Regions from separate parts of the Homo sapiens genome. Here all the other regions are linked to region 2. The links are chromatin loops, found by intact Hi-C in ENCODE. Cell type or tissue: endothelial cell of umbilical vein. All regions are shown on one strand. Links, peaks and the distances in the headings refer to the core of each region. The heading gives the core; the rest is flanking DNA.

Region 1 (7,959 bases), core at 3,243-5,742, 130 kb before region 2:
TCCACCCAGTTCAAGTTTCCCGGCTGCTTTGTTTACCTAAGCAAGCCTGGGCAATGGCGGGTGCCCCTCCCCCAGCCTCGCTGCTGCCTTCCAGTTTGATCTCAGACTGCTGTGCTAGCAATCAGTGAGACTCCGTGGGCGTAGGACCCTCCGAGCCATGTGTGGGATATAACCTCCTGGTGCGCCGTTTTTTAAGCCCGTTGGAAAAGCGCAGTATTAGGGTGGGAGTGACCCGATTTTCCAGGTGCCATCTGTTACCCCTTTCTTTGACTAGGAAAGGGAACTCCCTGACCCTTTGCGCTTCCTGAGTGAGGCAATGCCTCGCCCTGCTTCGGCTCGTGCACGGTGCACTGCACCCAGTGTCCTGTGCCCACTGTCTGGCACTCCCTAGTGAGATGAACCCGGTACCTCAGATGGAAATGCAGAAATCACCCGTCTTCTGCGTCACTCACGCTGGGAGCTGTAGACCGGAGCTGTTGCTATTCGGCCATCTTGGCTGCCCTTCGTGAATGTCTTAAGTGATAGATAAGTGGACAATTAGAGTGGAAGAGGGAAGTTAAGTTGTGAAGTATGATGCAGAGTTGAGAATTCTTAATGATGGAGAGTAATCCTGATTGGATGGAGTGTGTGGATTGTGGGAAAAGTAGAGAAGAGGACAGTACTGGGCTAGACTGTGGATGGCCTTGAATGCTAAGATCAGAAATCTGAATTTTATGCTCATAGGATGATACTGAAAATGAGCAGCCACATAACACAGATAGCAGTTCAATCCACAACCATTTAAATTCCAGCTGGATTCCAGACAAAGACAGATGCTCACAGAAAACCATTTCTAGTAGCTGGTATTGCTTATTGGAGCAACTTGGTCCACTGGCACATCGTAGCATGATATCCCCCATTTTGATATGGGCACAGGGAGGGAACTGTGTGTAAGCCACCTGATAATGTCAGATGGTTTGGCAGAGTCATTTCAGTCACTGTGCACATGCCACTCTCCCATCTACCTCTCCTGGCATTCTCTCTTCCTTAGAGTTCCATCAAATGCCATTCACAGCCAGTCATTGAGTGGCCTTGGTTTTCATAACCCTCATCTCACAACCTTCTGAATTTTATTCTTCACAATGCTGTCTCTGCCATCCTAGCTCACCATACACATCTCTTCATAAATGCTTACTTGCATATGATCCCCAAATTTCACCATACTTTCTTGCTTCTCAAATTGAACATGGTCATCCATATTTTGCCTCATGATTACATTGGTTGGCCCACCTCAGTGCTGTCTATTTTAGATTATACAATCTGGAAGAGGTCCTAGAGGAGCTTGGGTAAAATTCATCTATGTTGTTTTATTACTTAGAGGAGATGAGGAAGGAAAACACAAAAGGGGACATTAAATATTGCAAAACTGAGACAGATGGAATCTTCTTCACTGAAACCATCTTGTTTGATAGGTTTATTTAAATAAACTTAATAAAGAAATTGAGCACCCAAACACCACCATTACACCAAAACAATATGATAGGATGAACTAAATACCCTCAAGCTTTGAGGCAGGGCTTCCCCTGCTTCATCCTCTCCCTGCCCCTACTGCTCTGCCCTGGCACTGTCATCTTACTTAGGTTGGGACCCAACCCCAGCACCTGACTCTCAGAAATGACCTTCACCTGGCCCAAGTCCTTCCTTATTCACGGTGGGTCTAGTTTCTTCCCTTCTCATCCCCTCTCTGCGGACTCCATCATGACCAAATCCTCCTTGTCTGACCACTTTAGTAGCTCTCTAACACTTCTCTAGAACCTCCAGTATAGAAGAGAAACATCTCAAAGCAGATGAACCTGCTGATACCTGATATCCAAATACTGAGGAGCCCAGATAGCCAACTTCAAAGAGGGAAAGAGAGAGTGGGCATCCTCTGAGTCAGGGTGTTGCAGATAAAGACAATGCTACATTTTGATGAGTTTCGAAGGAACTGGTGTTAATGCTAAGTGTACTAAATAACTAATGAAGAATAAACGAGCTGCATATTTGTCATCACTATCATTCTGCCTAAAGGAAATGTGCTTTCTGCTATGGCCAATTTGAGTCCATTGAGCTTTCTCACCCCAGGTTCTTTTTAATTATGTTTCTCTACCTTTGACAGTTTTATTTTGTGATTTGAAGGGTTTTGGGATTTTATCATTTAGGGATTTTCTTCTCCAAAGACATCTGGGAAGTTTGGTCTTATATTATAAAACCAAAGCAAACTCTATCAGCGTACTCTCTCGCTCTCTTTCTGTGTGTGTGTGTGTGTGTGTGTGTGTGTGTGTGACACTGTATAATATATACTTCTCAATATAGTATATATTATAAAAATTGTTACTCTGAACCATCCAGGAAAGATAAAGAAAGTACTTAAGGCTTTGGAAATACCACTTGACTCCTATAATTTCACTGGTATGGGGACACATGCCCCAAATTATCTGTCCCTTCATACTTCAGTTTTATAGTACTCCACAAGAAACACACATTTAGCTTGAAATATATACACAGCTGTCATTTTGAATTTCTTGGATTCCTGTGTAGTGTCAAAGATGTATGTATTTTATATCAAGAAGATTTCTTTCTGATTATGAAGATAGTTTATGTTTACTATAGAAAAAGATAAGAAAAATAATCTGCATTTCCACTACCCAAAGATAATTATGTTAACATTCTCTAACTCCTTTTCTACCCATAAGTATCTATATTTTTAAAATTGAAATCATGTACATTTTTATTCTTTTTTAAAAAGAAAGAAGACATTATATAATGTGTATACATTAAATTTAAGCATTTATACAAGACCAGCAAATATTTTCAAATGGTAAATACTCAAATACTAGCTAATCTCATTTGTTGATTTAGAAGATTCAAAGATATCTTTCTTTATTTTTGAGCCAAATGACTTTTTAAAAGGCAGAGGATTTTGCTTGAACAAGTGATCGTCCCAACAAATCAGGTAATAAATAAGAACATCTTCTCTCATTCTTGTCCCTATGCACTTCCCAGGCTGTGATATGGTGACTTTACAAAGCACAAAGGGTAATTAATGCTTGCAGCAGGGAAGGGCTCACTTAATGTTTTGCATGGTGCCTTAAGATTTTGTCTAATTTTCCTTTAAATTTACCTATTAATAGATACTGTACTCAATTGATCTATGCATATTTAAATTCTATTTTGGTGTTGGTTTACATTTGGGTAAGGAGTGGGTAGAAGTAGGGGACAAAGAAGGCAAATTACAGAATTGTGGCACTAGAAAAAGCAACCATCAAGGTTTTAGTGAAGTATTTATTGTTTAACAGAAGTCATGAAGATGAAGGGAGAATGAACTGCATATTGTTTTAGCAAAATGCAACATGGAGTAAGAAAAACTTTGGTGCCAAACAGATCTCAGTGTAAATGCTGCCTCTACTGCTTGCTTATGCAGGTGACCTTGGGCACAATCATCTAAATTTTCCCAGTCTTCATTTTCTTATTTGTAAAAATGAAGGTAACATGCTTCAGGAGGTTAAGGAACATTCTAGAACCCTATGCAATAATGTTTGTGGCCAGACGATTTCAGGAGGGTCCATGAACTCTCAGAAATGTTAACTATCACTGTGATTCATTCCACTTTCCCTGCCTGGATACTCACACCTCGCATGCCCATGTGGGAGGGGTAGAATTTGCTATCGGGTGACACAAATCCTTTTCTTTATTGTGGGTAGAAAGATTAAATGACATACAATATGTAAAATCTTGAAGCCTGGCAGATTACACAGGTGTGTTCAGTGACTGTTTCCTCCCCTTCTCCCACAACTAAGCCACATCAACTTTCTTATGAGTTCACAATGAAGATTCTGGAGGGGAAAAAATAATGTACGGGTAACATGAGTAATTTCAACATGTGAGCATATTAATGGAACTTAGTTCTGCTTTGTATTCCATTTATTATTATACATTTTGGGACATATTTTCTTTTAACGACGCTGATAGTTACTCTAAATCTTGATGATTACATTTTGCAGTAATTGCCACCTTCAAAAGACATTAACAGACAGTATTTTTCGTGATTTGCACAGGAATGCAGTAAGCCAGGCTGCTTTCTGCTGTTTGTAATAAGATTAGGGTGCATGTCCCCCAACAGCTGACACTAAACTTCTAGCACTAAAATTTGCTTCCATTACTTAAAAACGACAACAAAAAACGAAATATATGCTCTATAAAAAAGTAGGTCTGTAGAGTTAGAAAAATACCAGATGTCTATAATTGAAGCTGATGGCAGATAATACAATAAAAATGAACACGTTTTATATCAAAGGTAAAAACTTGAAATATCCAAGAAGGGATCAGGTGTGAAATCACCTTCAGGATTTGAAAACTCTGAATGTTTTTCTGCATGTATAATCCACCAGGTGGCACTGTTGCCTGCTTTCGGCTCCGACCCCAACGCCTCCTCCAGAGCTGAGTTTGTTTAGGTCTAGGTCAGAGCTAGTTCATAGATTCGTCAACTTGATGGGTTTTTTTTTTTTTTCCACTTCCCAATTATTTTGCTTTGAAGATAAAATGCCTCAAATTCTAAACTTATGTTAAAAATATTTGATCTATGTGTCACTTTAGTTTGGAGCTCAATTCGCCTTTTACTTATTTTTTACAGTTCATTTAACAACCCACATTTAATTTTTAAAAAATGTTTAGATTGACAAGTAAAAATTGTATATACTTATGATGCACAACACGATGCCTTAATATGTGTATACATTGTGGAATAGTCAAATCAAGCCACTTAACATACGTATTAACTCACATACTTATTTTTTGCCTGTGCAATGAGAACACTTAAAATCTATTCTTTTAGAAATTTTCAAATATACAATGCATTAAATTAAGTTTAACCTAAAGCTGACTTCTTACATGTTTTAGGTTCAGCCTAAAGGTTTCTCTGTACATAGTGAAATGTAACCTAATGTGGTGTGTAAACAGACTGTAACCTACTCTTGCAACAATCAGCAAGTTTTGGCCAAAGATGGGCAACTCTTCAAACTTGTGATCAAATAAGGCAAACAACAAGCTGTTATCAATCCAGCTGTTTAGGTACCTCACCTCCATTTTCTGGAGGTCACTTTCCTTTTTCTGTCTGTAAATCCTCTCCAACCACATGGCAGCGCGAAGTTGCTCTGAACCTATTCTGGTTGGGGATGCTGCCTGATTCACACATCTTCTTTGAGCGATTAAGCTCTACTGAATTTAATTTGTTTAAGGTATTTTAACACATGTATTGTAGTACTAGATGGGTACAATATGTCTCTTGAACTTATCCCTCCTGTCTAACTCAAATTTTGCATCTTTGACCAACATCTCCCAAGTCCCCTAACCCACCAACCTCTTGCCACCACCATGTTACTCTCAGTTTCTATGAGTTTCACTGTTTTACACTCCACATATAAGTGAGATCATGTGGTAGTATTTGTTTTTCTGTCCTGGCTTATTTCACTTAACATAATGTCCTCCAGTTTCATCCATGTGGTTGCAAATGACAGGATTTCCTTTTTTTTAAAGGCTAAACAGGGCTTAGCATGGTGGCTCATGCCTGTAATCCCAGCACTTTGGGAGTCTAAGGCAGGAGGATTACCTGAGCTCAGTTGAAGACCACCCTGGGCAACAGGGAAAGACCCCATCTCTGCAAAGATTAAAAAATAAAAATTAACTGGATATGGCAGTGCATGCCTGTGGTCCCAGCTACTTGGGAGGTTGAGGAGGGAGGATTGCTTGAGCCCAGGAGGTCGAGGCTGCAGTGAGCCATGTTCATACCAAAAAATGCCAAATATAATTCCATTGTGTATATATGTCACATTTTCTTTATCCATTCATCTGTTGTTGGACAGAGGTTAATTCCATATCTTAGGTATTGTGAATAATGCCTCAATAAGCATGAGAGTGCAGATATATTTTTGACATACTGATTTTATATCCTTTAGATATATAGCCAGTAGAGGAATTACTGGACCTTATGGTAGTTCTATTTTTAATATTTTTAGGAACCTCCATACTGTTCTCAATATGGCTGTACTAATTGACATTCCTACCAACAGTGGGCAAGCGTCCCCTTTTCTCCTCATCCTCACCAACACTTGTTATCTTTCCTCTTTTTGATGATAGCCATTCTAGCCGGTGTGAGGTGATAACAACTCTTAGGAGCTTGTGAAGAACATTCAATCTTCACAACTACTCTATACGCAATTCATTTTTCTATTGTACACCTGAGGAAATTGAGTTTTGGGTAAATTGATTTGTCCAAGGTCAGGCAGACAATAAGCAGAGAAGCCAGACCTGAATCCAAGAGTATTTGAATCCAAAACCCACGTTTTCACACTATAATAACTCAGTTTCCTACAGGAAATGATTATTAAATTCTAATGGTGTCTTCTGAGACTTGCTAGAGAAACAAGAACAAGATAAGCATTTTTAAACAATGCCAATTACAAAAGTATTTTGCAGGTTTTCTCAAGTCTTCCTCATGATTATTATTTTTTTCTCTTTAATGTTTATTTTTCTAGAGTCAATCTACAGACTAACCTAAAATGTGTTTTATTCCTGCCCTGATTCTACCTAAGTAATAAAGTATCCATAAAACTTTAACTCAAGTCTTGGCTCCTACCATTCATAACATTCAAACTAAACAGAAAATAAGTAGTGGCGTATCTCTAAATTCCAGATAATCCACACCAAAATCAGAATTATTCCCTTTTGTGTGTGTGTGTGTGTGTATACATATCTGTATTTATACACGTGAAATTATATTTGCAATCAATTTCCCTGCTAGTATTTGTTGCACCTTTGGTGACTTTACTATATCTTGTTGTTCTCAGTTTCTTTATTATTGATAAGGAAAATCTACTCTGTCATTGTTAATAATCATAGCACATTGTTTCTGCCCTATTACTTCCATGTCCTGAAGTCCCAACCAAATACTAAGAACTCTCCTTTAATAAATGAACATATCTGTCTACAGTGTACAGTGTACAAGATTAGGGATCTTGCAGTCACTTTACTTTCAATTTCTCTTATTTAAATTGTCACTCTAATCCAAAAACTTATCTTTGTCTCTTACCCCTCCCCAATCCAATTCCTGCCTTTTATCAGACTAAGCTTTTCGCAGTACAGCTAAGAATACATATCTTTCTTCCTTTTTCCTCCCCATCTACTGCTCATGACCCACATAAGAGATGCCTTCCCCATGAAGCCCCATCTGTTCTCTCCATCTCCTTTCAAATTTTGTTTTCATGTCTGTTGGGTCAGGCATCACATTATATTTATTATAATAACTTTGCTCCACTTATACCTGGTCCCGGCTTACCACCTTTTCTATCTTGCCCCATTTTTCCAGGTCAATAACCACATCTTATTTACCTTTATATCTCCAATACAGAACTTCTTACTTTAAATATTCATAAGAATCATCTAGGGTTCTTGTTGAAATGCAGATTTTTGATTCAGCAGGTCTGGGATGGGGCGGGAACTCTGTATTTCTCGGCATATCCAGCTCCCAAAGGATACTAATATGACTGATTCATGGACCACAGTCTGACTAGGAAAGTCCTGGTATATTTTGCATAACATTTTGCACATGGCAGGTGTTAACTCACATGTAACAGAGGAAAAGCAAAATATGAATTAAAACTACAATGAGATCCCACTACACACCACTAATATGGCTAAAATTAAAGACTGACAACATCAGATATTGATGAGGATGTCTGAGTGCCTGAATTCTTATAAACTGTTGGTAGGAATGTAAGATAATATGACTACTTGGGGAAAAGATCTAGCAGATTTTGTTTTTTTGTAAAATTAACATATACTTACCCCATGATCTAGCAGTTCTTCTCCTAGGTATTTATCAAAGAAAGATGAAAACACATGTTCACAAAAAGATTTGTACAAGAATGTTGACATAAACCCCCT
Region 2 (7,959 bases), core at 3,178-5,677:
AGCATCTCTCCAGCTGAGTGCAATGCCTGGCCACTCAGCAGCGAGTCATGACCCACCAACCTTCCTAACATCTGGGGGCATGAGTGTTTCCACTCTGAAGTGGGGAGCTGGGACTCTGAAGTGGGGAGCTGGGACTCTGAAGTGGGGAACTGGGACTACAGCATCCACAACAGCACATCAGATGGATTATCAAGGTGTTGAACTTGGCAGCTTTGTACGGAAACTATAAATCTTGTTTTAAGAATAAAATACCCTACTGGCAAATCCAAAGATTGTTTGGGGAACAGTAATGATTTTCCTAATGATAGCAACTAGTCAAGGAGGCCCCATAGTCCTGTCCAACCCTAAAAGTTTTCTAACTCAATTATTGGTTGAGAATGGAAAATAACACAAAAGCACCAAGGAGGTATTGTGGATGAATTTTTTAGCACAAAGTGTTTCATCCATTTCTGCCTATTTTGGATTTCCTATTTCCAACCTGTACCAAATGTGCTTGCGTACACATACACACGACTAACCTTAAATATGGCTTCCTTTTAGAGACATAAAAAGCTCATGAATCAACTCCAAAAACATTTGCCCAGACTTTCTTTGAAAGGTGCAGATGAATGAGCTTGACAGAAAACTTTTTGCTTGAAATTTTCCCTTTCTCAGATTGCATAAATTTAAGGGGAAAGGCTGCCAAATGTTCAATGACGCTCAGCGTGGTGGCTTCTGGCAGGGACACTCTGTACCAGCAGCTAAATGAATGTTTCCCTGAATCACTGACTGACTTATCATCCTTTATCACCTGCTCTGTTCCCCTTTTTCTGCATTGAGGCTTTCTAAATGACGTGGGGAGGGGAAGTAAAAAAAAACTTTAGAACCACAAGACACTGCATATTGATGTTGGATATTGAGAATTCTTCTGGTGTTAATAGATAGGATTGCAGTGAGGAGCACGAGGCTATCAAAAGCTATCTTCAAGCCTAATGTGGGCAAGACCCGTCAAGCCCCAGTGCTACAGAGGATCTGGACATTTTGGGCTGTAGCTTTGTATTAGGAAACTTCTTGTTTGTGTTAGGATTTACCAATGAATTGGGTCATATAATTCCCTTTTTGAAACCCTTAAAATGAACTCAAACCCCCTAGCCTGGCCTATTAATAATAGGTTCTACTGAGCCTGCCTTCCTCCGCCACCTGCCTTCCAACCTCATCCTAAACTGTGCTCACCCTCACTCCCTGTGCCTCAGCCATACCAACAAAATCCTTCAGGCTCCTCCAACACGACAAGACAAGGCCTTTCCAGAGTCACAGCCTTCAGCCCTGCTGCCTGGAATGCTTTTCTCGCAGCATTTCCATGGCCAGTGCCTCCAGGTCGGCTTAAATGTTACCTCTTTAGAGAGGCCTTCCCTGACTATGATCCTCCACTTTTATTCTCTATTCTCATAGAGTACTTTTGGTTTTCTTCACTGTACTTACCTATGAGAATTTGTGGCCATTATTTGCTTGTTTATTTCTTATCTCTTTTCCATGCTAGACTCCACTCCCTGAAATGGCAGGGACAAAAGCTACCTTGTTCACCACTGAAAACCCAGTGTCAGGCACACAGTTTGTTACTTGAATGAACAGTGTTTCACCCAGAGCCTAAGTCCTGTGCTCTCTCATTTAAAAAGGAACACTTATTTATAGATTTTTAAATGAAGGCTTTGAAAATATGGAAATATCTCACAGACATGAGATGGGAGACGTACGTTTTTAGTATGAGGACATTCTAAACCCCCATCACAACTAATGGCTCCTTCTTCTCTGTCCTCAGGGAGAACAGCTTTTGTTTTAGTTGAGGTATAACTTACTGTAGTATATGGCACACATTTTAACTGAATTTTACATGGGTATACATCCATATGGAGATCAGGATCGAGATGTAGAATATTGATGGCACATTGGAAGGCTTCCACATGAGAGGGTTCCTCTCAGGCAGTACCATTCAAAAGGTAGCCACTGTACTGTGACAGGTCCCCCAACAGGTTACCGAAGGGTATAAGTCTGTTGCCTGAACTCTGAGGGCCGGACAGTGAGCCAAGACCCTGGTGCCGAGCTGAGGAGCAGGTGTCCCTGAGAAGCCAAACCTCCCAGAGAGTTTCTGAGGAACTACCAAGAAAAACAGTCTCATTGTTCAAACACGTAGGCAAAGAGCCAGGAAATTAGCTTAAAAGCAGTTTATGGATGGGAGGTGGGGCAGATCTCCAGAGCTATCCTGCCGCCATCCCAGAGTGCCCCGTATGTAAGTCCTAATAAACTCATCTACTCCTCATGCTGGACTTAGGTCTGAGTCCTTCTTTGGACTCTTAGCACTTTTTTTAGTTTGGGGGTGGTGTTGGGGGACCTTACAGTCCTAAGTGTTTTCATAATAGCCACTATTATTTCTATTTATATAGGCCAGTTTTGACTTTCTTAGCTTGCTAAAAGGAGTCATATACTATGTATTTTTTTCATGTCTAGTTTTTCTTTTTTGCTCAAAATATGATTTTGCGATCTATTCATGTTCATATATGTACCACTAGTTTATGTGTCTTATTGCTTTGTGACATTCCTTTGTGTGAGGATAGCACAGTTTATTCTATAGTTGAAGGACATTTGGGCTGTATCCAGTTAATGGCTATGATGAACAACTTTGCTAGGGACATTATTGTACAAGTATTTTGATAGATGTGTGCACTTGTATCTGCTAGGTGCATGCCCTGGAGTGAATTGCTCCCAGAGGCATGTTAGCTTTAGCAGATATTACCAAACAGTGCTGTGAAGTGAGCACCAGTTGACACTCCACCAGTGGTGCATGACAGTTCCCCTTCCTTCATATCCTTACCAGAACTTTTTATTTCTCCAGACTTAATTTTAGTCATTCTGATAGATCTGTGTAGTAGCTCTGAGATTATCATTTGCTTTTGTCAGATAAGCAATAAAATTGAGCATCTTTTGAATGCTAATGGGTCATCTGGGTATTTTGTGTATGTCTGTGTGTATGTGAATTGCCTGTATGAAGTGCCTTTGAAATTTTTTGATGATCAAAGAAATGGATTGTCTGTTTTCCTTATTTGTAGGGTTTTCTTTTTACATTTTGGATATAATTTATTTTACAACTACATGTGTCTCAAATATCCTTTTCCAGTCTGATGCTGTCCCTTTTCATTCTCCTAATACCCATCTGATGAACAGAAGCTCTTCATTTTAATGGCATTTAATGTATTAATCATTTAGATTATGATAGTGCTTTTCTCCTGAATAATAATTTTTTTGCTAACTCAGGTCTCTTATAGTGCTTTTAACAAGAGAATAGAGTGGGAAGACATTAAAAGAGGTTTTTAGTACACTTGAAATGGCTTTTAGGACCAAGATGTTGAAACATGGCAATAAAACAGGGAGCTCTCCCAGTTCCTCTTATCAGAGGCCAACCCTGCCCTCCAGGCCCTGCTCAAATTCCCCTTCCCCCAAGAGAGGGCTGCCAACCAGCTTCCCCCACTTTCAGGAAGAGCCTAGGTATATGGGTTAACCCCATACGTTGGGGACTTCTTAGAAAAACTCTAGGTTGAAATGCAGTCCCCCACAATTACCCCTCAAGAATATTCAACTCAGGTCGACAACACAGAAATTAAACCACATGGACAAAGAGTCATTCACCAGATATATTTGAAGTCTAAGCTCTTTGAGCTATACACGTGCACAAATGATTCAGTTGGTGGAAATCTTCCCCTTCCCCTTCATTGTTAAAGTTTTCAAACTTAAAATAGTGCTAAAGAGATTTGCATAATGTGCGTCATGGAAATGCTGAGGCGATTCTGACTTTCACAGTGCTAGGAGGTTCCCTTGCAACACTTCAAGGAGTCTTTCCATTTCTTATCGTTCTCCTAGGAAAAGCCCCTCTTTTCCCCCCTCCCCAAACCCAACCTAGTGAAAGAATTACTTGATCTGAGACAGGTTAACATTGACACAGAGCAATAAGTTTTACTAAGACTAACTCCAGAGGCCATACACTTCATTGTGTTTCTTTTATGACTACACAGAATGGTCATTTCAACTTTTACTAAGTTGTTAAAAATGTCAGATGTGTCTTTTAAAAAACATTTAAAAATCATTTTCAAATACTTTCTCTCATCTAGATTTCTTTAGAACCTGCATTCTGGAAATTCAGGGTAGCTTAAAAAATCAAGTCAAATGACCCACAGATGATTGAGAAGAGTCAGCTTTGAAAGGCTGGATGCTGCAGTGCTCTGCATCTGAATAGCGGAGCCTACTATTTCTTCCACTAGAGGACACCATTTCTCCACTACTAAGTCTGTAGTCGTTTATCATCAATGAAAAACCAAAAACCTCCACAGCAAAGGAAAGTCAAAGCATATGCTTATTGTACACTCCTCAGATTTTATTTTTAAAAGGAGTTTTCATTTTCCTTATGGAAACTCAGGATTTTACAAGCAATGCTCTCCTCAGTTTCACCAGTACTGTGTCCAGTACTATATTGCTATATTCACAGTAAAACGGACTTTAATTTCTGAGTGATCAGTCTATGTTTTAAGTTTCTGATGAAACTAACATACACCTTAGTCAAAAACCACAACAATCCCTCAATCTGTTTGCTGTGTTATTGTTCTTGTGTGTTTTTCTGAGGCTTGGGTAATGAAAGTACTTCCCCACTCCATTGTAATCTGCGTTTGCATCTAAAGTAATTCATTAATGTACAGGAGTAGATGAGGCCTGGCACACATAGCAGAAGGTAATGGTTCTATAGGTGTATCTTCTGTAATGCACTTTGGGCTAGAGAAATAGAAAAATCACACGTAACAAAAACAAATAACTTTTTTGAGCACACGGGTGTCGCGTGAGTAGGACCGGCATACATGTAGCTATCATCCTTCCCCATTTTAACATGCTCAGCTGCTGCTGCATTCTGGGGATTTAGCTTCATCCCAATAATCTACAACTGACACTTGCATCTTTATTTAAAAACAAGTGGTCTTGATAGCAAAGATGTTGGCTAATCATGTATATATTGGCATTAGATGTTTTGTGTCCTTTCAAAATTCAGCATTATCCTTATTAGAGTGTAATATTATCAGAGTATCTGTATTAGTATATGAAGGCATTCATAAGCAATGCACATTATGTTTTGAAGCAGCTAATTGTCGAACAATCACTAAATAAAAAACATCCAGATTTTTTAAAAGCACAGCTGAAACATTTGTACAAATATACAAAGAGAGAAAACAATCATTCAGACACCATGAAACTTTTGTAATAAATAGGTTTGTCTGAAATCAGTCTCTATCACCCTGGACAAGCCTCCCCAACGAGGCTGGGAGAGTTCTACAGGGGAGTGGTGTTTGAAATCTATTGAGGAATATCTTTGGGGCCAAGGTCAATTTTGCCTCCAGGAATTTCAACAGAGCTATGGTGTATTGACTCACAATAGTGAATATACCCAGACTTGTTGAGCTGGAATATTCTGATCATTTTCCTAATCTAGATAGGACATGGCTGGATGCTGACAATCTGTGAGTTATAAGATATCCTCAAATAATGAAAATAAATGCTGGTGATCATGCATGTCCTGGGAATGTTGGGATGCAGAGGACTGAGTGAGACCAGATAGGGATATCTCATGCAGTCAAAGTCAAGTTTACATATGGTCCTATTTAAGTGGCCAGGAGAGAACAACGCACACACATCAGGACTGGGACTGAAACAGCTCACAAACAACACAGGTGCTATTTGTTACTGATGTCTCTGGCTTGGATCAACATGAGAGAACAAAGATATAGGCTGTGCTGATTGTTTAATAAGAAAATACTACTTTTTTCCCTAGAACCTTCTAAATAATGGGTTATACTTAATGGGTATGATATGATCAGGAGACATATCACCTTTTCCTAGCCCTTTTGTCCGAGAGGCTTGATAACAAGGAAGGAATCTCAAACAACCAAACACCCAGGAATTTAAAGGCAATTTTTTTTGACAAACAACAGGGGGAAAAAGCATGATAAAGAGGAGACGGCTATTATCGAGAAGGAGCAGGCAGCTCAGTTGGACACGGAGGGTGGCAGGCCAGGACGCCGAGTTTGGATGATTTTTGGCTTTGGGGAAGTCTTTGGGTCCTCTTCTTCCTCTATGTCACTGTCGCACACGTGCACGACGACACTTGGGGTGGACTCAGTCCCTGCATGGAGCTCATACTTCTCTCCTGAAAAGCAAGAAAAATGGAAGTGAGAAAGAGGGGGGGATTTCAAAAGAGATCCTGGAGCAGGGTCTGCTTAGGAAATGACAGGAGCATTTTCCAGGGTCTCAGGAAGCCTGTGATCTTATGCAGGGATGGCACAGGGTGTTGGCAAGTGGAAAGAGATCAATTTCCTCCTATCCTGGCTCTGCCACTTATCAACTGTGCAACCCCAAACAAGCCACTCAATACCTCTTAGCCTCCACATCCTTTACCGTAAATTTCAACATGGTAATACTTCCACTCTGTAGGATGGTGGCGAGGACTGGATGGACTTGGCAGTTAGTCGTATTAGTTTCTCTTCTATTTTCCAACTTTGCTGCTAGTTTTTGAGCAACCTTGGGCCAATCACTTCACTTCTTTATCTTTTGAATATGGTAGTTTCTGAGTTCCCCTCCAGCTCTACACTTCTTACAGCCAGAGCTGCTCCAGGATGGAATAAGGTGGGGTTATCACATGCCCAGGATTCAGTGGTTACTGGGTAACTGGGTTAGATGACCATCAAGGCCCTTTCTAGTTCCAAGTGTCTACATTCTTGACTGGCTCATATTACAGTCAAATGGCTGTTAGCTGACTGGCTTTCTGTCTTTCTGTTGCTTCATTAGATGTTTCTTGAGCATCTCTCGTGGTCTATTGCTGTTCATAAAGGCTACAAGGTAGAATAAAAAGTATTTGTGCCTTTCACAAGTGCACAGTCCAGTGGAGACATGTGGAGACAGAACATATCACAATATAAAATGGTGAGCACTATGGTGGCAATGTATGTTAAGGACTATGGCATCAAATGGTAAGTAACTCTGAAAGGCTTCCTAGTGGACTGGCAGCTGATCTGGGTCTAAAAGACAAGCGGAAGGACTCCAGGTGGTGGGGTAAGAGGAGGGGGTATTCTCAACCTGCATGCTTGTAACTTTTCAACTTCATTGTTGACATACTAATCTTAATCCTCTCCGGACATCCCATCCTTCACTTCCCATCTTTCATGGATCAAAAGATAAATCTTCCAAAAACAATAACTCCCAGATATCCTCCTGGTTAGTGGCTCTCTAGATCTCACAAGATCAAGTATAAATTTTGTAGTCTAGCACAGAAGACCCTGCGTAATCTCTCACCAATCTTTTCCATCACTACCTGCATCAGTTCCTTCTTTGTTTTGGTCAAACTGGTTTATCTGTTGGCCCCTAATCATGACAGCTACATTCTTAGGGCCACCAAAATAGCTACTTTTACTTCGCATAGCCTCACTTCCCCTCCAGAGTTCCCTAAATCCTGACCTTCTTCCAGGATCAAAGCTAGACCCGATGCAGCCCAGGAATCTGCTATTCTCAGTCTAAGTGCCTCCACTGGATGGCTGGAGCAAGTATTGTCAGTTCCAGTGACAGGGCACTAATTATGTGCTACTGTGCACATCTTGGTAAGCCTTAATGGTGCAAATAGCAAACTTTCACAAGGTACAGTTTTTTTTTTTTTATTATACTTTAACTTCTAGGGTACATGTGCACAATGTGCAGGTTTGTTACATATGTATACATGTGCCATGTTGGTGTGCTACACCTGTTAACTCGTCATTTACATATCTCCTAATGCTATCCCTCCCCCCCTTCCCCCACCCCATGACAGGCCCCAGTGTGTGATGTTCCCCACCCTGTGTCCAAGTGTTCTCATTGTTCAATTCCCACCTATGAGTGAGAATATGTGGTGTTTGGCTTTCT
Region 3 (7,959 bases), core at 3,243-5,742, 180 kb before region 2:
TCAGTGGGACTTTTTGTATTCATAGGACTCACTAATACTGGCTTATTATCTGGTAGAGCTCATTGGCCCAGTCCCTCTGGTAGCTATTCTTCAGTATTAGATATACTAATTCTCAAGTAGAAGGGACCCAGGAGCTCACTTGATCCTATGCCTTCATTTTTTCCTTTCACTTTCATAAATGAAAAAAAAATGAAGCACAGATAGATGTTTTGTCCAGTCAGTTAGCAGACTGCATGGCTGAATAATATTTGTTGTATAAATGAATGGATTTTGAACTCTAACTACAAAATCTAGGCTTTAGACTGAATGGCCCTGCCTTTCAGAGAGGTGCTTCCCACCCAGGTGGGTCCTCATGCCCCATGATCCCCTTAGTTGTGCTCTGTCCTTGGGAGAAAGGGGACAACCCAGGCCTGCATTAGGTTGACTTCCCAGAGGCCCTTCTCTTGGATGATTTTCCAGCTTACACCATTCTTCACTGTTACTCTGCTAAAGTCAACATGTAAGAGCCATGAACAATGGAAATGAGAGTGAAAAAGAAAAGGAGAGAACTTAAGAAAGGGAAGTTTACTGGCATAAAAACCCTACTTCATGTCAACAGTTTTAGAAAAATTCAGTCAGTTCTAGTGGGCTCAGCCAGACTTAATCTACATTAATGAAAACCCACGTGTCTGGAGATTCTCTCTAGCACTCTCTTTCCCAGATTGGTTCATCTGGGGACATGCCTTTCTGAAACATTATGGCTTTCAGAAGATTTCCTAGTTTATACTAATTTAGATATTGTTTTCAAGTAACAGAGAAAATTGCTACAGCATCTGAACTATTTATCTTCCTAGATGTTGTAGTTAGAGCAAAAGCAGATGAGTTGGGAAAAGATAAATTCACTAAAATTACTTGTATCCTGGTATTAAGGTGATGAATAACTTATGATGATGTAACATCTATGTACTATGGAGATAAGAATATCATTAAATGCATACATAAGAATTTAGCTCTCAATAAGAAACTTATTTTAAAAGGATACAATCTTATAGGAATAAAAGAATACTATTTATAAATGAAGAATTATAACTCATTCATGCATAGAAAGCCAAATATTCTGAAGATAACAAAACTCTCTGTTCTTACAATAATAATTAAAATCTCCATAGTATATTCTATAAAATCTGAAACACTGATTTTAAGATTCTTCCAGAATAACATGAGGGAAAATATACTAAATTTATTTTTTCTAAAGGGATTGGTATTTACCTTCTGGATTTTAAAATATGTGACAATTACCAAAACATCATGACATTCAGTTAAAAGCAGGAAAAAGATGGGTGGAGACAATAGATATTTCCAAAGTAAATTTAGACCATAATAAGAACTTATTACATTAAAAAAACCAGATATACATAGGCAAGAAGTGATCAGTATTTAATACAGAGGACAATCAGGTCATGGTGCAGAGACGGCATTAGATTCATTCCTCATATTATATATTATAATAAATTTTGGTCAAAGCAAAATAAACATAAGCATAAAATAAACATAAAAAGAAAACGAATAAAATAAGCATATTATTTTCAATTAAAGAAGAAAAAACATTTCTGATTTGCTGAGATATAATTATAAATAAAACAGATATGTTGGAATAAAAAACAAAAGGGATTGTAAGGAAGTTAAAAAATTGTAAGTTATAAATGTTAAAAAGGAAGCTCTACTCTTAAGAAATGAACAGAGAATTCATCTAATTAAGGTCAGTATTCAGCTTTTCTTCAAAATGAGATCATAGGAAATAAATGGAGGGCATACACATAAGGAAATGCAGACAATAAATCAGCACATGGAAAAATGTTCAGTCTCAATAGCAACTAAAGAGATGTAAACAAAAAACCTTTAAAACACCACAGCATATCAGTTAAGTAACTGTAAACCCTGGCAATTCAGACAATGAGCTTTGGAATCAGATAGATGTAGATATGGATCCTGCCTTGCCACTTTTTAGCTGTGTCTTTGATTCAGGGTCCCAACCTCTCAGCATCCATTTTCTAATCAGTAGCATACAGCTATTATACTTAAAGGATTAGTGTGAGGATAAAATGATTAATGTAAATAAACCATTCAGTACAGTATCTGGCACATATTGAATGTTTCCGTTAATGGTAGGCAGCAATAGTGGTGGTGGAAGATAATGATGATGGTACTAGTGCTGGTAATGGTGGTGGTGAAAATGATGGTGACGGTAGCATGTGATGACACTGTTGTTTGTTGGTGGTGTTGTTGAAGACAACGCGATTGGTAGTATTTGATTTGTTGCTCATAGTGTTAATAATGGTGATAATAGCTGATCATGGTGATGGCATTGGTGGAGGTGATGGGAATGATGGTGGATGAGGCTTGGTGGTGGTACAGATAGTAGTACAGGTGGTGGTAATGGTAGCGGAACACAGTAATAGTGGTGGTGGTGAAAGTAATGGCGCTGGCATTGTTGGTAGTGGGCTTGATGATGATGATGGTGGTGAATGATGATGGTGATGTGGTAGAGGTTGCATTGATAAAGGTGATAATGATGCTGATGGTGGGGTGGTGGTGGTGTTCGTGAAGTTGATGATGGTGGTGGTGGATGACGATGTTGTTGGTAGTGATGTTGATGTCGACGGTAGCTGATAATAGTAATGGTGTTGGTGTTTCTTGTGTTGATGAAGGAGATGGTGATAGTAGTGGCTGTGGTGCAGGGGGCAATGGTGATAGTATTGTGGTTTTTTTAAAAAAAGCTAAAATTATAAATAGCAGTTGTAGCAGTTGTGGCAGTTGTAGTGGATAAATCAGAAAAATGGAATACTACAAATGCAATGTTATTGGTCTTGCAATTTGTTAGTCTTTCTAGAAAGCAATCTACCAAAAGATATGATATGTTGTACACTTTGACACAGAAGTTAAGCTCTTGGGAACATACATAAAAAAATCCCCCAAATTAAAAATGGTCTGTAAATAGTATAGCAGTGTTATTTATAACTGGGAACAATACAAAAGCCTCAGCAATAGGGAAATGACTAAGAAAATTGTGATACATCAAGATGGTGGAATAATATTATGTAGCTATTGAAAGTGAAATATGAGGAAATATGCATATGAAAAACTATGTTAGAATACACAAAGCTATGTGTTCAGAGAGTGTGCATTTGTGTGCTTTTACCAAATAACAGAAGAAAATATAATTGCAGGTGCATAGAGTTTAATAAAGGTTTCATATTAATTAAGCTTTTTCTTTATATTTCCAAAATAAGTTTAACTGCTATACCTTGCATTGCATGCAAGAAAAACCAACACCATTACTATCATTATGCTTTTGTAAATAATTAATGGTCCCATTAACTCATGCAGGGTCGTGGTTGAATTGCAAACTATACCTCAGTCCAAATAACTGGCTCCTAACTAACTAATATTGAGACAGGCCACCTCCCCACTCCTTTCCTTAGAGTCTGTTTACAGCCTACCTTTTATTGCTCATCCCAGTTCTTCGTTCCTCACTTTATCCTCACAATGCTTAGGAAGAAGTTTCAAAAGAAAACAGGGATTTTTTTGGTTGTTGTTTCAAAACCAAAAAATTAGAGGTCATAAAAAGCCCAGTGGTATCAATTTAATTACATGTCTGCTCATTTGAATGTGAGTTAGGTTTGTGGTTGTATACCTAAAGCCCCGAGTATTGATAAGTTTTGAATTTTAGAACAGTTACCTAACTTCTCTATGCTTACATTTCATCAACTATAAAATGGGAGTAACAATAGCAACTAACTTGTTGGGTGGTTGCAAAGATTAAATGAGGGGCTCCAGGTAAGATATGGCAGAGTGCCTGACACAGAGTTAATGTTTATTATTATTTGTTAATAATAAAGTTAATGTTTATAATTTTTTGTATTGAGTCTTGTCACTGCCATCACTATTATGTCTACTCCACCAAAAAGCACTAGAAGCTCTCAATTAGAAACAAAGGCACTGGACTACCAGTTTCATTATCTATATAATGGGAATATTAGACCAGGTGATTTTTGACTTGCTGTGACTCTGTTTTCTAGGAGAGAATAATGTTCTCTTTTATTGATTTTTGTCTCATGTCAGGAAGGAGAATAATAAATCCAAAACCAAACTAAAATGGGCTTTCAAAATCACTCTTTTTAAAAATTAAAATATTGAATTAATAAAATGCTCGTTTGCCTTGCTTAAATATTCTGAACAGTTTCTTAACTATTTCAATGAAAGCATTAAAAAGGTTGTATTTCTGCATTCAATAACAAACTTATCTTTGAAATAGAAAATGGCTTATGAAGTTGAAATTAATTTTTTTTTCAATAATTTCCCCAAGTTCTGTAGGTTTTTTTTGTTTTTGTTTTGGGTAGTTTTTTCTTTTTTCAAAATAAATTTATTTAAATTCCCTTCAAGATAGAAACAAGACTGAATGGCCCACCTAGGAGGTGGGGCAGGCAGGCCTTGGGAGGCACTGAGGCCACTCGGGGTGTTTAGCCAGATGTCCTTCATACTCCAGCACGTCACACATCATCAGTACAGTCATGCCTCTGAAAAACCCTAGAGGGTGCTGTTTTCCTGTTTGTTTTCATCCTTGCCTTGCCCTCTCAATGAGACAATGAAAAGAACAAAAAAGGAGGGAAGTAGATACATCAGCAACAAAACACAGACTATGTGTTTAAACAAAACATGGACTACATGTACCCGAGCCCAAGATGACATGGAGTATTGAGTCTCGGTTCCTGTTTGCCAGGTGAGGATGCAGAACCTCAGAGAGATGGGGCACTTAGTCAAGGTCACCCTGCTAACCATTGGCAATAGAGACAAAGCTAGAATCCAGACCTCAGACACTCAGACCTTCTGTGCTCTACTACATGCCTCCCTCAACAGGTAAAACACAATGTCCACCAAGTGGGAGGGCCAAGGCACATGCTTCTGGGTGCACGTTCTCTCTTGCTTATGTGATTTTGTTTCCAAGGAGCAAGGTTGCTGACTGAAAAACAGAGATATATTTCAGAAGTGTGTAATTTGCAGGGATTTTTACCTTCTGATTCTACATAGCCCACCCATAAATCACTCCTAATGACTTTGCGTCATTAGCACCAACAGAGTTGGTTGCAGTTACTAGATGCAACAGTGATGATGAGACTATTAACGGTGCTGATAATGATGTACAGTTATTGAGCACCCTCTGTGTACCATGTACTGTGCTAGGTACTTTGTATACATTGGTTCATCTACTCTTTGCTATAGCCTTATAAAGCATGTATTGTATTTTCTTATTTTATAGATGAGAAAAGTGAGGATTAGAAGTTTTAAGAAGCTGGCCTATAATTACACAGAAGGGAACTAGATTGTGAAACCAGGTTAATGTCTTCATTTGCTTATGCACCATGTTCTCAAATACCTGCAAAGTACAGGAAAAATGATAGGGCTGGTGGTGAGATAGAGAAAGGCTGGAGGTGGTGGAAGTATAACAGGTCAACTTATTTTGGAACTTTTGTGCTGCCAAATCACATAAGGCAAACTCCTAATGTACTAGGTTCACTTTTTATATTGAGGTGGAGAAAGTTGTTTCAAAGTCAGAGGGTAATTGTAGCAGTTAGAAGAAGCTAAGTTTAGGAGCCACTTCAGAGTACAGTTCAGGCAACACACACACACAAAATCTGAACTGTGGAGATGGGAAGAAAGGAATGTCCCTTCACTTGTGCTTCATTTACTTCCTGAGGGCAGCTCATGCACTGTGCTATGTCTCCATTCACCAATGTGAAAAATGAGGAGGGAGGTGGTGCTCTACACTGAGGTATGGCAAGGAGCTCTCTGTATCTAACTTGCAGAGGGCAGCAGAGTTTATCATTGCATTCTTAAAAGGAGGGACAGCCCACTCTTCAGTTCACAGATTCATCGGATGCCAGTCAGCCTGCTGTGTGCAATGTCCTCTGCTGTGTGTTGTGGGGTAGGCGAAGTTGGATAAGATGCATTGCCTGCTTCCATATGCTTGTGGGAGAAAAGAAACAACTACAATGCTGGGAGCAAAATAGTGCCTGGTATCTACCTGCGGAGCTGCCCAAATTCAAAAGCAGCCATTAGCACAGTAGTCACCCATGAGGGTCTCTGTGGTAGTCACCTGTGAATGCTTCAAAGGTTCTTTCCTTGGAAGATGCCATCTGTTGTGGCTTGAAGTTTTACAAAGGGTTCCTTGCTCCAGTTGAGGCTTTTTGACTAATAAAAAAGGAAAATACCTTGATAAAAATAACCACCTCAGATCATATTTATTCCCTGGAATGACTGCACTTGACAGGCTCTTTTCCGAGAGTAGTACCCAAAGAGGGTACATAAAGAGGGGAGAACAAGGAAGGGGAAAACAAGAAGTAGTGGAGGGAAATGGTGGCTTTGGAAAGAGATTTTACCTGTATCATCACTTGGTTTAAGACCAGGCCTGTCCAGAAATTTACATAAATTTGGAAATTTTGCACTGTGGATTTGAGTTATTTGCTTTCAGTATTGTTACAAACCTTCAGGGCAAAGGTAAAATGGAAATGGAGATTTGGTGATCTTTTGCTTCACATCTGGAGAGCAGACCCGCTTGACAGTGGCAGGAATGTAGGTTTCTTGGGGTGAGCCTGGATGAAAATGCTTCTGGGAACTTACTTCTCTAACTAAACAGTCATCTATTTTTCTTATATGATTTGGGGGCCATAGAGTGACTGAAGATGAAAAAGAATGCATATTCAGCTACTTGTAGGATTATAACACAATTAATGAAAGTTACAATCTAAACTATATCCTACTGAAGACAAAGAAAGTGAAAGAACAATAGCTCAAATTCAAAATGTATCTTGATCCATCACCTGACAATGAGAATCAAATTAATAACTCTCTCATAAATCATCAGAGGTTATGGGAGATTCATCTCCTGTGTTTGAGGCCTTCATTCTTGAGCACTCAGCTCCTCCAGAAGCGGCTGGCATCTAGCATGCTTGCCATAAATAAATCATTCTTAGCTTGCTGACCTGGAGCAGTGAGTGGGCCGTAGTCCCCCACCACACCCGCTCTCCTCTGAGAGTAAAATGCCCTGTTGCATTTTTAATACCACCCTAAGACTCTGTGTCAAGTTTCCACAAAGTTTGCCAGAGGAATTAGCTTCCTCTTTTTAATAGGCAGTTCCAAGAGGTCAGAAGATAAACAAGTTTGAAAACAATTACATTTTTTTTAAATCACTTGATCCAACATACCGCATCTTGCATTTTCAGAAAAGATTGGCTTCTATAATTTTACCACCTGGTACAACATATTGAAATGTACTTTATTTAACACAATAACCACCGAGTTATTATTATTTTTCTTGCTTCCTTTCCTTCCTTCCTTTTGCAATGTGGGAACTGCCTGCCCAGGGGAATATGACTCACCCTGGATTGACTCAGAGTATATATGACTTCATGAAACACCACAGAGTGAGGGCAGAGAGTCACTGGCCCATTCTCCATGATGCTGGTTGCCAAGAAACCATTGGCCTTCTAGGTAACAAGATGGTCTACCTGTCTTTTGGGGTTGTTCATGGAAGTTTACTTAGTGTCTGTGTATCTATGGCTCCCTGTTTGATCAAACAAGACACGTGAATAAGAAAGCAGTAAGCCAGAGAGGAACTTATTTAATCATTATTCAAAGTCAAAATAATTTTATCTTTAAACAACTATACCTACTTTTTAAATTTAGTAAATTATTACAAATTATAAATATTTTTTATTTTTTATATCTTATAAAGTTCCAATTATGCCATATTACTAATTGGTATTTACCAAAATACAGCTATCTTCCACATCTTATTCTCTTCTATGAAATAGTATTCATGCAATTTTGAACATGTTCCAGTCATTGGAAGCACTGGCTAAGGAACGCACATGAACATAAGCATTTGGTATTATTATTTTTCAAATACAAGTTTTGACAATC

Evidence for each region. A loop is a pair of places that touch in the nucleus more often than their neighbours do. Peaks named below come from ENCODE experiments on the same cell type or tissue, not always from the same donor. Only the 100,000 strongest peaks of a DNase experiment are listed, where the experiment ranks them.
Region 1: it touches region 2 in a loop (8-fold over the local background); 41 of 110 quality-filtered maps call a loop at or near these places.
Region 3: it touches region 2 in a loop (12-fold over the local background); 3 of 110 quality-filtered maps call a loop at or near these places.

The regions. Positions count from the first base shown.
Region 1 is chr6:46,085,892-46,093,850 of GRCh38, forward strand. It overlaps a transcript of CLIC5 not described here. Among named protein-coding and RNA genes, the nearest start is that of ENPP4, 40 kb to the right of the region's middle. In endothelial cell of umbilical vein, for the core only: a CTCF peak has its summit at 4,407 (motif pointing right); a DNase peak (open chromatin) is centred at 4,460; H3K27me3 peaks cover 514 bases.
Region 2 is chr6:46,217,085-46,225,043 of GRCh38, forward strand. It overlaps RCAN2 (regulator of calcineurin 2), which reads right to left. Exons shown (of 5, transcript NM_001251974.2): 5 at 3,652-6,217. The coding sequence ends at 6,057. LOC105375079 (a long non-coding RNA gene) reads left to right here and starts at 2,221. Exons shown (of 5, transcript XR_001743802.3): 1 at 2,221-2,266. In endothelial cell of umbilical vein, for the core only: a CTCF peak has its summit at 4,275 (motif pointing right); no DNase peak of the experiment used is centred there; H3K27me3 peaks cover 143 bases.
Region 3 is chr6:46,038,014-46,045,972 of GRCh38, forward strand. It overlaps a transcript of CLIC5 not described here. Among named protein-coding and RNA genes, the nearest start is that of CLIC5, 26 kb to the left of the region's middle. In endothelial cell of umbilical vein, for the core only: a CTCF peak has its summit at 4,575; a DNase peak (open chromatin) is centred at 4,568.